3 separate regions of the Homo sapiens genome follow, and regions 2 and 3 are each linked to region 1. Evidence: chromatin contacts called from ENCODE Hi-C or POLR2A ChIA-PET data. All regions are on one chromosome and are shown on one strand. Each heading gives the region's core, a stretch centred on a gene start or an enhancer-like site at or near the end of the contact. The rest is flanking DNA. Distances are from core to core; before and after follow the strand shown.

Region 1 (4,310 bases), core at 450-2,949:
TCCTGCCTTAGCCTCTCAAGTAGACGGGATTAGGGCGCCCGTCACCACGCCAGGCTAATTTTTTTTTTTGTATTTTTAGTAGAGACGGAGTTTCACTATGTTGGCCAGGCTGGTCTCGAGCTCCTGACTTCAGCTGATCCACCTACCTTGGCCTCCCAAAGTGCTAGGATTACAGGCGTGAGCCACCGCGCCCGGCCCCCTTTCTATTTTCTAACCACATTCATTGGAAACTGGGGAAAACACTGCAGATTCATTAGGATTGGCAAAAAATTACTTTTGCAGTTAAACCAAAATAAAGTATCAGGACAGCCATCTTTGAAAGCTATCTCAAAAATGGTCAACTATGATCAAGTCAGCTGTACCATAAGCTAAAAACAATCACAAAGCAAGTCATCCAAGGCACGGGCGTGGGGAGGGCGGAGAACATTTTCAAGACCAAAGAGGAATTTTGTGGTAGGACTGGCTCAGAGCCATCCTAGCAAATAAAATTCTAGATTTCCGAGGTTAGCAGGGTAAAGAATGGCAACTGGCTTTAAACTGCTAACTAATCACGTTGTTTATAACCAGGGGATCGGAGAGTCAAAGAGCTGCACTCTGTAGTTCATTTGATGCTGGGGATTTTTTGGTTACTGGTGGAGCTTTTCCATTATCTTAATAGGGGTGTCTGCTGAAAAACTTCAACCCAGCTGAAGCCAGAAGGAAAACAGTCCTGATGGCCATTTGCACAGGCGGGAAGGCTGAATAAGGTGGTTCCTGTAACCTTTTGGAATTCCAGTTTTCCTACACCTCGGCCTCCCTGTAAGTGGGCAGCGGTTCCCAGCTCCAGAGGGTGAAGTCCTCGTAGGCCGTCCTCATAACGCGTCTGAGTGATATCACACACCGTCACCTTTCACACCCCAACCCTTCCGAATGCACCGCCCAAGCAACATTAACAGGGCCTTCCCCGGAATAACGCTCCAATGGCAACAACGGGGGTGGGAGTGAGTTGGCTTTGTGAGCACCAGGGTGACATGACAGCAGCCCTGGAGGTTCGAGACGGGTTGGGGTACTCGAGAGAAGGAAGATTCCCGCGCGCAAAAAAAAAACAACCAACGGGCAGAGTCTGAGGTGGGGCGCGCGACGCAGGCGGGGAGCGCCCTCGGCGGCCCGCTCTGGCCTCCCCGCCTGGCCGCGAACGCAGACCCGAGTCACAGCCGAGCGACGTCCGTCGCGGCCCGGCCACTCACTGACCTTGTAGCCGCCCCAGACGAACATGTGGCGCCCGTCGCTGACGGCTACGTGGCCGCTGCGCTCAGCGGGGCAGGCAAGCTCCATGGACTCATAGCTCTCGAAGGCTGGCCCAGGCAAGTCGTCAGCCCGCAGATCCTCGTTGCCATCAGCCATCTTGAGGCTGCACTTTTGCTAACCAACAATGCCCACACCCGCGAGGGGCCAAAAAAACAAAGGAAAAGGAGAGAAATGCACAGCGGCGCGAGGCAAGGAAAAGGCGGTGGCGAAAGGGACGGCGTTGAGGCCTCTCTGCCGCCTGCGCTCGCGTTTCCCAGCCTCCTCGGCCGAGGACGGCTCTCCGCCGCCGCCGGGGCACGCCTGCAGACAGAGGGGCCGCGAGCGGAGCCGGGCGGCGGCGGCGCGGGCCCGGGACTCGGGGCACTGCAGGGAAGCGGTCCGCGTCGGGCCGGCTCCCTATTGCAGCCCGTCTGCCCCGCCTCCTGCAGTCCACGGCCTTGTTTACGCCGCGGCCGGAAGCCGCCCGTTCCGCTGACGCCGCCCGCCGAGCTCCGGAAGCGAGGCTGCCGCTCAGCGCCCCCAGCGCCGGGTCCTCCAGCCGCCGCCGCCGCCGCCGCCGCCTCTGCCCGCGCCTCCGCCTACGGCCTGGGCACCGCAGATCTATGGGGCCCGGCGACTTCTAGTCGCGCTTCGAGTCTCCTTTCACTGAGGGAACCACAGGGATAATGTCCTGAATCGGTCCCTGAAAGCTGCTGAATTTTAGCCGGATTGCCGCAATTTTTTTTTTCTTCCCGAGGATTTCTATTCGTTTGATTGAGGGATGATCTCAGAGGGTTCACAGCCCGGGCAGGGGCACCAGAATTGCTCCACTAGCAAGTTTCTGGTCTCGCCTTAGAGTCGATGCAGGCCCTGCTGTTCTGCGGGCGCGAGGGCAGTCGCTTAGCTCTCACGTGGGGCCCAGCCCGATCCCCGGGGGCCTCTCCTGAGCTCCTGCCGCCCCTGCCGGGCGCCGCCTCTGCGGGAATCTGACGTTGCCGCCGCCGCCGCTGCCGCCGCCAGCCGGGCTGCAGAGTTGGCTTGAAAAGCGTTTCCGAAGCCGTAACCACCCTTTTCTTCAGAAAGAAAGGCGGATCCTTTTCACGCACACACAGCTTTCTCTTATATGATACCTTTCAATTGGGCCAAAAGAAAATTACGAGTTACTGTGCTTGATACCTCACCTGTAAAATAGGGTGGGACAAAAATAATCTTAAATTCTTGATCTTACAGTGCCTGTAGAATTTATCGTGTTTGGTAGGAGGGACGTGCTTCATTATCTCCATTTCCCTCATCTTCTGGTTGGGAGCACTCCATAGAAAAGGAACACTTTGAACAATAAAAGGCTTTTTTTTTTTAATTATTAAAATGCTTATAGCCTGCCACTCCTCCCCTAGTGTGCCAGTGTGTTTACTTGAACTCAAGAACTTGAAAGTTACTTAAGAGGATTAATTAAAGCCTTCAACAAGGAAGCAAATCACCTTGAGGCTGTTAAGACCTTATCTGCCATCCACCCTGGTTGGTGCCCTCAAATCTGTCTGGTTCACAGAATTCCTTGCAGCAGTGTCTTCTCCCAGTCGAATTATGCTCACTAGACTTTGGGGTTATCGAAGTTCCTTGTGAACCAACCTCGTGAATCTGATCGAGTCACTTAAAAACCTTGAGCTGGCTCCCGTCGTCCTTAGTAGAATCCAAAATTAATATCTCGGCTGGGCGCGGTGGCTCACGCCTGTAATCCCAACACTTTGGAAGGCCGAGGCAGGCGGATCACCTGAGGCCAGGAGTTCGAGACCAGCCTGGCCAAAATGGCGAAACTCTGTCTCTACTGAAAATACAAAAAAATTACACAGGCTTGGTGGCCGGCGCCTGTAATCCCAGCTACTTGGGAGGCTCAGGCAGGAGAAACTCTTGAAGCCGGGAGGCGGAGGTTACAGTGAGCCAAAAGGGCACCATTGCACTCCAGCCTGGGCAACAAGAACGAAACTCCGTCTCAAAAAAAAAAAAAAAAAAAAAAAAAAATTCATATCACAGTGCTGTGCAAGAAGACCCAGCATGGTCCAGACCCAGCTTGCCTTTCCAGCTTCAATTCCTGGCTGTGTCCTCCTTCCAGCTACATTACCCTTCTATCATCGTTTTTGTTTTTTGTTTGTTCGAGAGAAGTCTCGCTCTTGTCCCCCAGGCTTGAGTGCACTGGCTCGATCTCGGCTCACTGCAACCTCCGCCTCCCGAGTCCAAACGATTCTCCTGCCTCTGCCTCCCAAGTAGCTGGGACTAAGGCACCTGCCACCACGCCCGGCTGATTTTTGTATTTTTTAGTAGAGATGGGATTTCACCATGTTGGCCAGGCTGGTCTCGAACTCCTGACCTCAGGTGATCCACCCGCCTCGGCCTCTCAAAGTGCTGGGATCACAGGCGTGAGGCACCGCACCCACCCAGCCTATATTTCGTATATATATGCCATTTAATAAAATACTATAATATCCACTTTGATTTACTTATTTATGTTTCAAACCATACTTTTATCCTACTTAGAGCAGTAACAACAAAAAGAGTCTCTGAAACACATTAATTAGTTGTACTATAAGCAGAGTTTCTCAGTGTATCAAAGTATAGTTCCAAGCCCCGTGGGTACCTGGAGACCTTTTCAGGGGCTCCTTAAGGAACTCTCTTTTCTAACTATGTATCTGTGTGAGGCCAGATTTTCTTCACTTAAGTCGGCCTGGCGCAGTGTCTCATGCCTATAATCCCAGTATTTTGGGAGGCTGAGGTGGGCGGATCACTTGAGGTCAGGAGTTCGAGACCAGCCTGATCGACATGGTGAAACCCCGTCTCTACTAAAAAAATAGAAAAATTAGCCAGGCATGGTGGTGGGCGCCTGTAATTCCAGCTACTTGGGAGGTGGAAGCAGAAGAATTGCTTGAATCTGGGAGGTGGAAGATGCAGTGAGCCGAGATCATGCCACTGCACTCCAGCCTGGGTGAGAAAGCAAGACTCTGTCTCAAAAATAAAAATAAAAATGCAAAACAATATCATTCTTTTTGAAATTC
Region 2 (4,397 bases), core at 1,015-3,514, 270 kb before region 1:
GAAGTCAGGAGGAATAAACTGCCTAGATGTCATGAAGGGAAAACAATGCACAATAGACTTGTGCAGAATCTATTCCTGTCCGTTTCCCTGTGAATCCAGATTGCTGAACACTGGCCGATGTCTGAGCTGTGGTTTCCCCCTGGATTTGAAATTTAGTTACTAGAAGACAATGCTTTTGAATGGCTTCTTGGCCATGACTTTCACAGGGCCTGCTGGCTGTTGCCTGATGATTGTCTGATAGGCCTAGCCCCTTGGCAAAGCAATGTTTCATTTGCAAAACTACGCTTGTCCGGTGCCTCCTGGGAACTGAAAGCCTGGCATCAGCAGAGGAACGCAAATTGGGCAAATCACGGATCTCCCAGGCGTGCGTTGCTTGGGGGCCATGGTACACAGCACTGCTAAAAGTCTAGGACAATCTATGTGTTTTAGGAGCAAACCAGTGCCTTGCACTTCTAAGCTGTATCCTTTGCTCCCTCCCTGAGAGGCAGCCGTGTGCTCTGGGCTTCCTAGGTAAGTGACTCACACCAACTATAAGCCTGGCTTATGACCTAGAAAAGGAAACAGGAAGTGGCTTAGAGACATAAAGAGCACAGCCCAGAAGGGGCTGCTGTGGAATTCTCCTCAGATGAGACGGAGTCCAGTGGGCAGAGGGGCAACTTAGCATCCTCTCTTTCCCCATGTTACCACGATGCTCTTGGCAGGGACCATTTGATGGGGATTCGGATGTCTTCCTGGGGTGGTGAGCAGGGGTGAGGGAGGGGGAACTGCTGCTGGGTCAGTAGCTCCTCTCCAGAGTGAGCCCATCTGTGGAATGCCATGCCCCTTCTCTATCCCATCTTTGCAAGTGGGCTTGGGTTCTTGGGATGAGTTCTTCAGGCCTTATAAATGCAAACTGTGCAGAGGTGCCTCCAACAAGAAAAACCAGTCTCTGGCAGGGCCCCTAAGGGCAGGATTCTGGAGAGGCCGCCCTGTCCTCAGTTTGGCCCTGGGACATTCTGGCCGAAAGTAGGATGGCTGCGGCAGAGGGAGGAGAGGGGCCTCCCTGTTGATGGAGGCCACCATGTAGGGCTTCACTATGCTTCCCTTTCTGGCTCTCCCAGGGAGGAAGGGTGGCTGGCAGCTGGCGGCAGGGCTTGTGAAGGCTTAGCCCTGGGCCTGGTCCTGCTTCTCTTAGAGGTGGCTGGTTGTGCAATGGCATCCTGGCTGCTCCTCTTGGAGCCCTGTGACCACAGTTCCAGGCTCCACCCCCATTTCTCACCGCCGGTGGTGAGAAATGGAATTTTTTTGTTTTGTGTTTTTATGCTGTTCCCGTAACACCCAGCACCAGTCCCCAAGGATGAGTGCTGAAGATCCATAGCCATGGCAGGGCAGGGCCTAGGTACTGAAGGAAGATCCCACTCAGAGTTCAGTTCCACCCACTGCAAAACGCCCTCCGAGGACCCTCACTAGACCAGTTCCTCCAAGTGCGGTCCGCAGGCTGCCATCAGCGGGATCACGGGGTGAGGAAGGGGCTGTTTAAAACACGGGTTCTTGGCCCCATCTGCAGACCCCCAGAATCTAACCCTCTCAGGGAGAGTCCTGGAAATCTGTGTATCTAGAAGCACTTTCTTCCCCAGGCTGGCCAGCTCAGAAATGTCTAAAAACTTTTCTCGATACCAATCCTGGTCTCATTTATTATCCTTCTCATGAAAATGATTTGCTTCCTTTCAGCCTTGTATGACCTCTGAAAATATGACCTGAAGCAGATGGATGCACTCACATAAGAAACATCACCTGTGGCCTTCATCGGTAAGCATGGATTGCTGTTTTCACTCAGGGGCTTTGAAGGAAGACACCTTTGATCATTGGGCTGCCTCTACTTTTCGCTGAGTTGTCACTATTAAATGCCCTTCCCTGGCTTTGCCTTCTCTCTTCTCCACCAGAAAATGGGCCTGCTGCTTGAAGAAGTTGGGCTCTTGGAGTTCTCTAGCACAGGGGCCATGAAAATCAATGACTTCCTTGTTTGCTGACGGAGCAGAGGTAGAATCTCTTGGTGTTTCCACGGAGAAAACACTGACCATGAAGAGCCAAGAAAGATGACATGATGAAGCCATCAGGGGAAGCACCAAACATCCTCAACTCTGCTCACCCATGGTTTTCTCCCGCCCTCCCAGAGCTCCTCCTGCGTGAGTAATGCAGTGTGTGCTGGTGCAGTGTCTCACTGAAAAAAGAAAGAAACCCTGATTTGCAGCATTGGCCAATTTCTGTAGTGTAAATACTCCCACCATAGCAGATTTCAGGTTACCAAGGGTTTCACAACTGGTTCACAAGTCTTGACTGTAATGACCAGCTCATGCAACTCCAGCATCTCATCATCTCCGCCCTGTCCCAGAAAATCCCCACATCACACCCAGGCTGAATATCACTTTCAGCTTCTCAGTCAGAAGGAGAAGTGGTTAACTATGCCAGGATGGTAATGACTAAATATCAGAATGGTGAGTGTGGAGGGTCAGGATGTCTGCCAAATTGGAGATGACTCTTCACTTCTCAATCTTGGTGTCTCATCTGGGGAAGCTGGAGGGAGACATGCACAGCTTCTCATGAACAGTCCTGGAAGCCCTTACCCCAAGGCCTCATGGGGCTCTCTCCAGGGCTTGCTCTTTGTCACTCCTTTAAAAGCCTGTCATTCATTGCCAGAGAACAGAAGACTCCATCCTAAGGCCAAGTTGAAAACGGCAGGCTTGGGAGCTGTCTAGACTCTGGGTCCTGGCTTTTGTCTTGGCTGGTGTCAAAATGGACTCTTTAAAAACTGTCCTCAGGAAGATTCCCCATCCAACTCTGAACAGCCTGGACTGATCTTTTTCTGATTTTTAGGGGTCTTGTGAACAAGAGTCAGGTGGGCGGGCAGCTCTTGTAAAGCTGAACATAACCAAATTTGTCCATAGCCTGTGACAGCAAAGATCACAAAATTCTTCCCTCCCCTTTAGGGCCTGGGAGTGACGCCGAACCAAGGGGAGGATAGTGACCTATTTTATCTCCCAAACATTGGGCAGCCAGTTGCATTTGCAGATTTAAAATCCACCCACACTACTGCAGTTTCTGTTCTCCTGCCCCCCCGAGCATACTTCTGGCTGGAGCTGGTTTTGTAAAGTGGAGTTGGCTGTGGGTGTGGGAGTCCTCCTCGGAGAGCCTGGTCTGACAGCCCCAGTCAACAGCCCTCCCATGGGCATTTGGGCTGCTCCAGTCCCGGCAGGTGCACAGCTCAGGGGAATCTGGTTTTGTCTTGGTCTCAGCCAGGGAAGTCTAGTTAAAGAAAGAAAAGGTTGGCCGGGTGCAGAGGCTCACACCTGTAATCCCAGCACTTTGGGAGGCTGAGATGGGCAGATCACGAGGTCAGGAGTTTGAGACCAGCATGGCCAACATGGTGAAACCCCGTCTCTACTAAAAATACAAAAATTAGCTGGGCGTGGTGGCAGATGCCTGTAATCCCAGCTACTTGGGAGGCTGAGGCAGGAGAATTGCTTGAAACCAGAAGGTGGAGGTTGCAGTGAGCCGAGATCGCGCCACTGCACTCCAGCCTGGGCAACAAGAACAAAACTCTGTCTCAAAAAAAAAAAAAAAAAAAAAAAGGTCTCGGTGGAAATGGCCTTGAATCTGGGGTCTCTCTCATATTCTAATCACTCAATCACTTAACAAATACTTATTGAGGGCCTACTAGGTGCCACACATTGGAAGACAGTGGAGGGTGAAGCAGAGTCTGCCCTCAGGGAGCTTACAGTTTAGATTACAGGCAAGACAGCCCTTACACACATAATTCCAGATGAGTCAATAATGACCAGGGTGCAGAGGCTTTGAAGCAGAAGCATAAGGTGCAATGGGAGCATAAAACAGGGAAGCCTAATGCAGACTGAGGGGCCTGAGGAGGGTTCCTTGAGAAAGTGAGGTTGAAGCTGAGAACCTGAGGAGTGGTTTTCACGCAGTGCAATTGAAGGTTGAAAGGGAAGATCCTCCAATGCACAAAGAATTCATGCTTCAGAAACATTCTCTTCCTGAGGATACATTTGGGAATTTAGGTAGAAATTAACTGTCTTGCCTTCATATACAGTGTAGTGGAGACCACTGTAGGTCTCCAACTTTTTGTCTTTTCTTAATAACAAGTCCCCAGTTTTTGCTAGGTACATAGCTACCCAGAGAAAAGATTATGTGGCCACCTTACTATGTTCTGGCCAATGAGATGTCAGCAGAGGTAATATGCGGGGCCTCTGAGAAGGCCCTTTCCTGCTACCTGGTACCTGGCTGGAGGCTGAAAAGCCATTAGGGACGAGACATGCTAAGGTTGGAGGGTCAGCGTATTACATGGAGCCTCCTTCCCTGATGGCCTTGGGCTGCCATACCAGCCCTGGATTGCCTAATTCCCG
Region 3 (4,190 bases), core at 333-2,832, 290 kb before region 1:
TGGAGCTCACATCACGGAGCTCATGAGAAGCTGAGTGCCAGCTACCACACACACATTCAGACATTTGCTGTCGGGCCACGGGCCATGCTGATGGAGAAAAGGTAGCCTAAATTCTCTGGTAACGGGGGTGAGAGAGAGAGAGAGAGATGTGGCGATGAAAATAAAGAATAAGGAAAGGAATAGCGACTTCAGGGGACTTTGCCTGGGTTGGGGCTCAGGCCGGGGCCTGGGAAGTATGAGAGACAGAGGGTGATAAAAGGGCATCAGGTGTTAGAGAGCAGCTGGACCAGAAGACCCACCATCCGGCAGCAACACCCAAAGACCTTTGGTCACATAATGTGGGGACGGGGAGGGAGGAGCTCTGGCACTGGAGATAGCCTTGGGCACCTGGCAATGCCCTCCCGCCCCTTCCCCGCTGACTAGTTCACAGAGGCCTTGCCCCATGCCACTGCACTGCCTTGACACTGACACACAGCACTGCCGGCCCAGGGACTTCTCAGGGTCCAAACCTCCTACATTCCCAGGGCTCCCAGAAATCAGAGCTGAACCCACAAGGCACACAGAGCTGGGCCTCTGAGCTGGCTCCCAAAAAGAAGTGTGTTGAGGGAAACATTCTCAGCAACATTGAGAATGTTTTCACTGGACCACTGTTTACCTTGTTTAACGAGAAGCTGTCACTAAGCATTAAGGTTTCTTTGATTTGGAGACTTCTCTGCACACCAGAGAACCAGTGGCATAGGGTTGCCTCCTGCTCTGCACAGTGTCTTCCGGGGCTGCTGGTGGCAGGATGTGGCGGCCTGGTTCAACAGCTGTGATTAGTGACCCTGATTGTAGCCGCTAGCTGAGTGATTGTAAAATCAGGAAGTGAGGAGGGTTTTGTGTTCCCTCCTGGCCCCTCCTGCAAGGAACTCTGGATGGAAAGGTGAACTTGCTAAGTGCAGTTGTGCTTTGCTGACATCTGCTCCCGTTTTTGCCCCTTCACTGCTTTTAATGAATTCTGGGTTCAGGCACCCTGAGCCCTGAACGTATGGAATCTGTCCTGGGAGAATCTGTTTGTTTTATAGAGGTGGTGATGAGCAGAGGCATCCAGGCAGGTCTATTCATGTGGGAAAGCAGAGAGTTGCCCTGGATCCTACTTAAGGCCAGACCCTTCAGGTCTCCAGAGGGGACAGGCCTGGCACTGTCTGTAAGCAACTCTCGAAGAAGCCAGACTTTTCCTGTAAATGTATAACCAAAAAAAAAAAAAAAAAAAAAAAAAAGACTATTTTGGAGCAAAGAAGCCAGAAAAAGGGCTAATGGGGGATGAGAGCGTAAGCCTGGCCCAGTGACCCAAATCCTGAGTTTGTGGAGGTGTTTACAGGGGCTGAACGGCCAGGCCCAGGCTGGCCCCAGGGAACCCCCAAAGGCCATGAGTGAGGCCTGCGTTTTGGGGTATGCTCCTTGTTTCCTGTGCCGGCCTGTCTCCACATGCTGGGTGGTTGTGAAACAACGGCTTGCAGTGACTCAGCTTTATAAATAGGACATTTACAGTGAAAATTACAGGAAATTCCCAGAGTCTCCTGCGGGGGCTTATTTTAGGTGTGTGGCTTACACAAGTGAAACCCCAGCCACCCTCTTCCAGCCTCTTCTCCCTGCAGCATCCTTGGGTATCTGATTTGAGGCAATTGCTTCTGTTCTGTGACAGGAAACCACCCCAGGAGGTCTGAGAGAAATGAGGAAAGGAGGCGTCCATCTCCAGCCCCATTCAGACACGCTCCTGGGAGAGAACAGCTCACATTTGGCTCACGCTTCTCATATGCCGAGCGCTCTGCTGTGTTACCTCAGTGACTTTCACTGACTCCCAAGGAAGTGATGGGGATGGGGAAACTGGAATTCAAACCCATTTCCAACTCCCTCCGGATCTCGAGAGATTAACCACAGACACAACTTTTCCTGAACACAGAACAAGAAGGCAAAAGGAAGCAGAGGTCCCTGTTTTCAGGAGAGGACAGGAGAAAGGTGCCAGTACCCTGGCCTTTGGTTATATTTCCCTTTCCCTCTTCAGTAACACATTTCTTGGCAGGACATCTTTTCTGGAAAACCAGACTTGAGCTTGGAGTGGCTCAACAGCCCTTGCTGTAGCTAGGTTTGATGGAGAAGCTGAGAGAGCTGCCTGCACCCGGGTAGGAGGCTCTGTCATGGAGGGGCTCAGGCCATTGCAGGTTTAGGGCCTAAATGTTGTGCAAATATTTGCCCAACAACTCCCAGTGTGCCTTGGAACAAGCAGCAGGAGCGGCCCTGGCTGAGTCCCTGAAGAGAAACGTGGATGTGATGACTTTGAATGGCTCCCAGCTTCTACTTCCTCATAATTTGCCAGGATCTCTGTCGCCAACGAGCCTGGTTACAAGGAGAGGGGGCTCCGTGCTAGCCTGCTAGGCATGATGGAATCTTCCGCATTCTCCAGATGAAGCCCGCACACCCATGCCTTCATCAAGCAGCAGGCACTGCCAATGCGTTTTTGAGCTACAGATTTGTATTCCCAGCAATCTGTGAGATTCTCCCCCTAGATCCTCGCAAAGCTTCTGAATTTATCGAGTTCAAAACAGAACACCCAAACTGGCTTGTCTTGTATTCTCTTTCAGTTAAGGCTGCCTTCCCTAGTCCCCCTAGTTAGAAACCATTGGCTCATCCTTAACCCTCTGCTGCTCTGCCCTCTCCCTCCCGAGTCTGATTGATTCTCCCTCCTAGCTCTCCCCTCAGTGCCTGGAGTGCATGGGTCTGACCCAATGGGTGGTTGGCAGGGGTAGGAGTGGGAGTTGGGAGGAGCACATGACCCAAGCTGAGCTCATTAGATCCCAGGGTTTTTCTAGCTGCAGCAGGCTCTTTTCTCTCTAGATGCTTGCTGGAAGGCTGGGAATCCAGAGGGGCCTGTGGCCATGCATCTGCAGCCTGGCAAAGCCTGCCTGCAGCAGCGAGGGGACATGCTGCAGGGAGAAGCCATGATGAGTGGTGGAGAGAGACTTCCTGAGGGGACAGAGCTCCCAGTACAGCTGTCCCCAAACCAGGTCCACCCCCTGCCCCCATCCATCCTTCACAGGCCACCAGGATTCTTTTCCATGTTCTCCAACTTTTTGTTTTAAAAAAATCCAACTACAAAGAAGTTGACAGAATAATTCAGTGAATACCTACATACCCTTCACCTAGATTCACCAGTTATTAGCATTTAGTGACAGTTATGTTCTCTTTTTCCCTATATATTCATGTATGTGTGTTTTTTCTGAACCATTTGAAAATAAGTTGCTGATGCCATGACACTTCTCCCCTACATATTTCTGCATGTATTGCCTAAGAATGCGAACATTTTCCCCACAGTCACAATACCGTGATCACATTCAAGAAATTTAACAGGGCTGGGCGCTGTGGCTCATGCCTATAATCCCAGCACTTTGGGAGGCCAAGGCAGGTGGATCACGAGGTCAGGAGTTCAAGACCAGCCTGGCCAACATGAAACCCCATCTGTACTAAAAATACAAAAAATTAGTCAGGCGTGGTGGCAGGCACCTCTAATCCCAGCTACTTGGGAGGCTGAGGCAGGAGAATCGCTTGAAACCAGAAGGCAGAGGTTGCAGTGAGCCAAGATCACGCCACTGCACTCCAGCCTGGTCAATAAGATTGAAACTCTGTCTAAAAAAAAAAGGAAAAAAAAAGAAAAGAAATATTAACAATGATATAATAATATCTAATATTAATATATATCCACATTCAATTTTGCCAAGTGGAATTTGTTTATGGATATAAGATATTATGATAGTTTTTTTTCCCTTTTCAATTCAAGAGCCAATCATGGATAACAAATTGCATTTAGTTGTCTTATCTGTTTAGCCCCCGTAACCTAGAATTGTTTTCCTGTCCTTTTTTATATTTCATCATATTAGCATTTTTTGTATCCTTCAATTTGGATTTGCTTTTTCCTCATGATTAGAGTCATGCTGTATATTTTTAACAGAGATAACACTGGATTCTTTTCAGTGTATCACATTAAGAGACACATGATGTCAGTTATTGGTGTGTTAAGTTTGATCACCTTGTTAAGGTGGTGTCTGCCAGATCTTTTCATTGTAAAGGTACAATTTTCCCTTGATACATGGGAATAATTACATATATATATATCTGTTCTTGTAAAGTGGAAATTAAGTATATGTTCTTATGCT

What was found. Hi-C counts contacts between places; a loop is a spot of excess contacts on that map. ChIA-PET counts read pairs that join two places held with the same protein, here RNA polymerase II (POLR2A). Pooled maps may share reads with other maps.
Region 2: a pooled map shows a loop between it and region 1 (6-fold over the local background). The contact joins the enhancer-like site here to the promoter of KLHDC2 in region 1. A Hi-C loop is called at or near these places in 7 of 50 pooled maps. POLR2A ChIA-PET finds 5 or more read pairs at or near these places in 4 of 52 experiments (MCF 10A, activated CD4-positive, alpha-beta memory T cell, activated T-cell and 1 more).
Region 3: a loop to region 1 is called in a map of naive thymus-derived CD4-positive, alpha-beta T cell, with 3 times the contacts of the local background. The contact joins the enhancer-like site here to the promoter of KLHDC2 in region 1. A Hi-C loop is called at or near these places in 1 of 168 maps with a recorded cell type or tissue (naive thymus-derived CD4-positive, alpha-beta T cell) and 9 of 50 pooled maps. POLR2A ChIA-PET finds 5 or more read pairs at or near these places in 7 of 52 experiments (CD4-positive, alpha-beta T cell, activated CD4-positive, alpha-beta T cell, activated CD4-positive, alpha-beta memory T cell and 3 more).

Annotation. Positions count from the first base shown.
Region 1 is chr14:49,765,542-49,769,851 of GRCh38, reverse strand. KLHDC2 (kelch domain containing 2) reads right to left here and starts at 1,699. Exons shown (of 13, transcript NM_014315.3): 1 at 1,231-1,699. The coding sequence starts at 1,383. RefSeq lists silencers at 1,470-1,649, 1,820-1,899, 2,240-2,299.
Region 2 is chr14:50,036,783-50,041,179 of GRCh38, reverse strand. LINC01599 (long intergenic non-protein coding RNA 1599) reads left to right here. Exons shown (of 9, transcript NR_131171.1): 5 at 1,711-1,788; 6 at 1,923-2,165. Among named protein-coding and RNA genes, the nearest start is that of LINC01588, 31 kb to the right of the region's middle. RefSeq lists an enhancer at 2,526-2,575 and silencers at 2,435-2,729, 3,166-3,255. Within about 2 kb of position 2,264, at least 16 of the 41 ENCODE cell types and tissues checked have a DNase peak (open chromatin) inside an H3K27ac peak, as active enhancers do.
Region 3 is chr14:50,058,528-50,062,717 of GRCh38, reverse strand. The region is part of intron 2 of LINC01599 (long intergenic non-protein coding RNA 1599); the gene reads left to right. Among named protein-coding and RNA genes, the nearest start is that of LINC01599, 44 kb to the left of the region's middle. RefSeq lists enhancers at 409-478, 969-1,148, 1,349-1,638. Within about 2 kb of position 1,582, at least 35 of the 41 ENCODE cell types and tissues checked have a DNase peak (open chromatin) inside an H3K27ac peak, as active enhancers do; they include CD4-positive, alpha-beta T cell, where a contact is called at or near this core.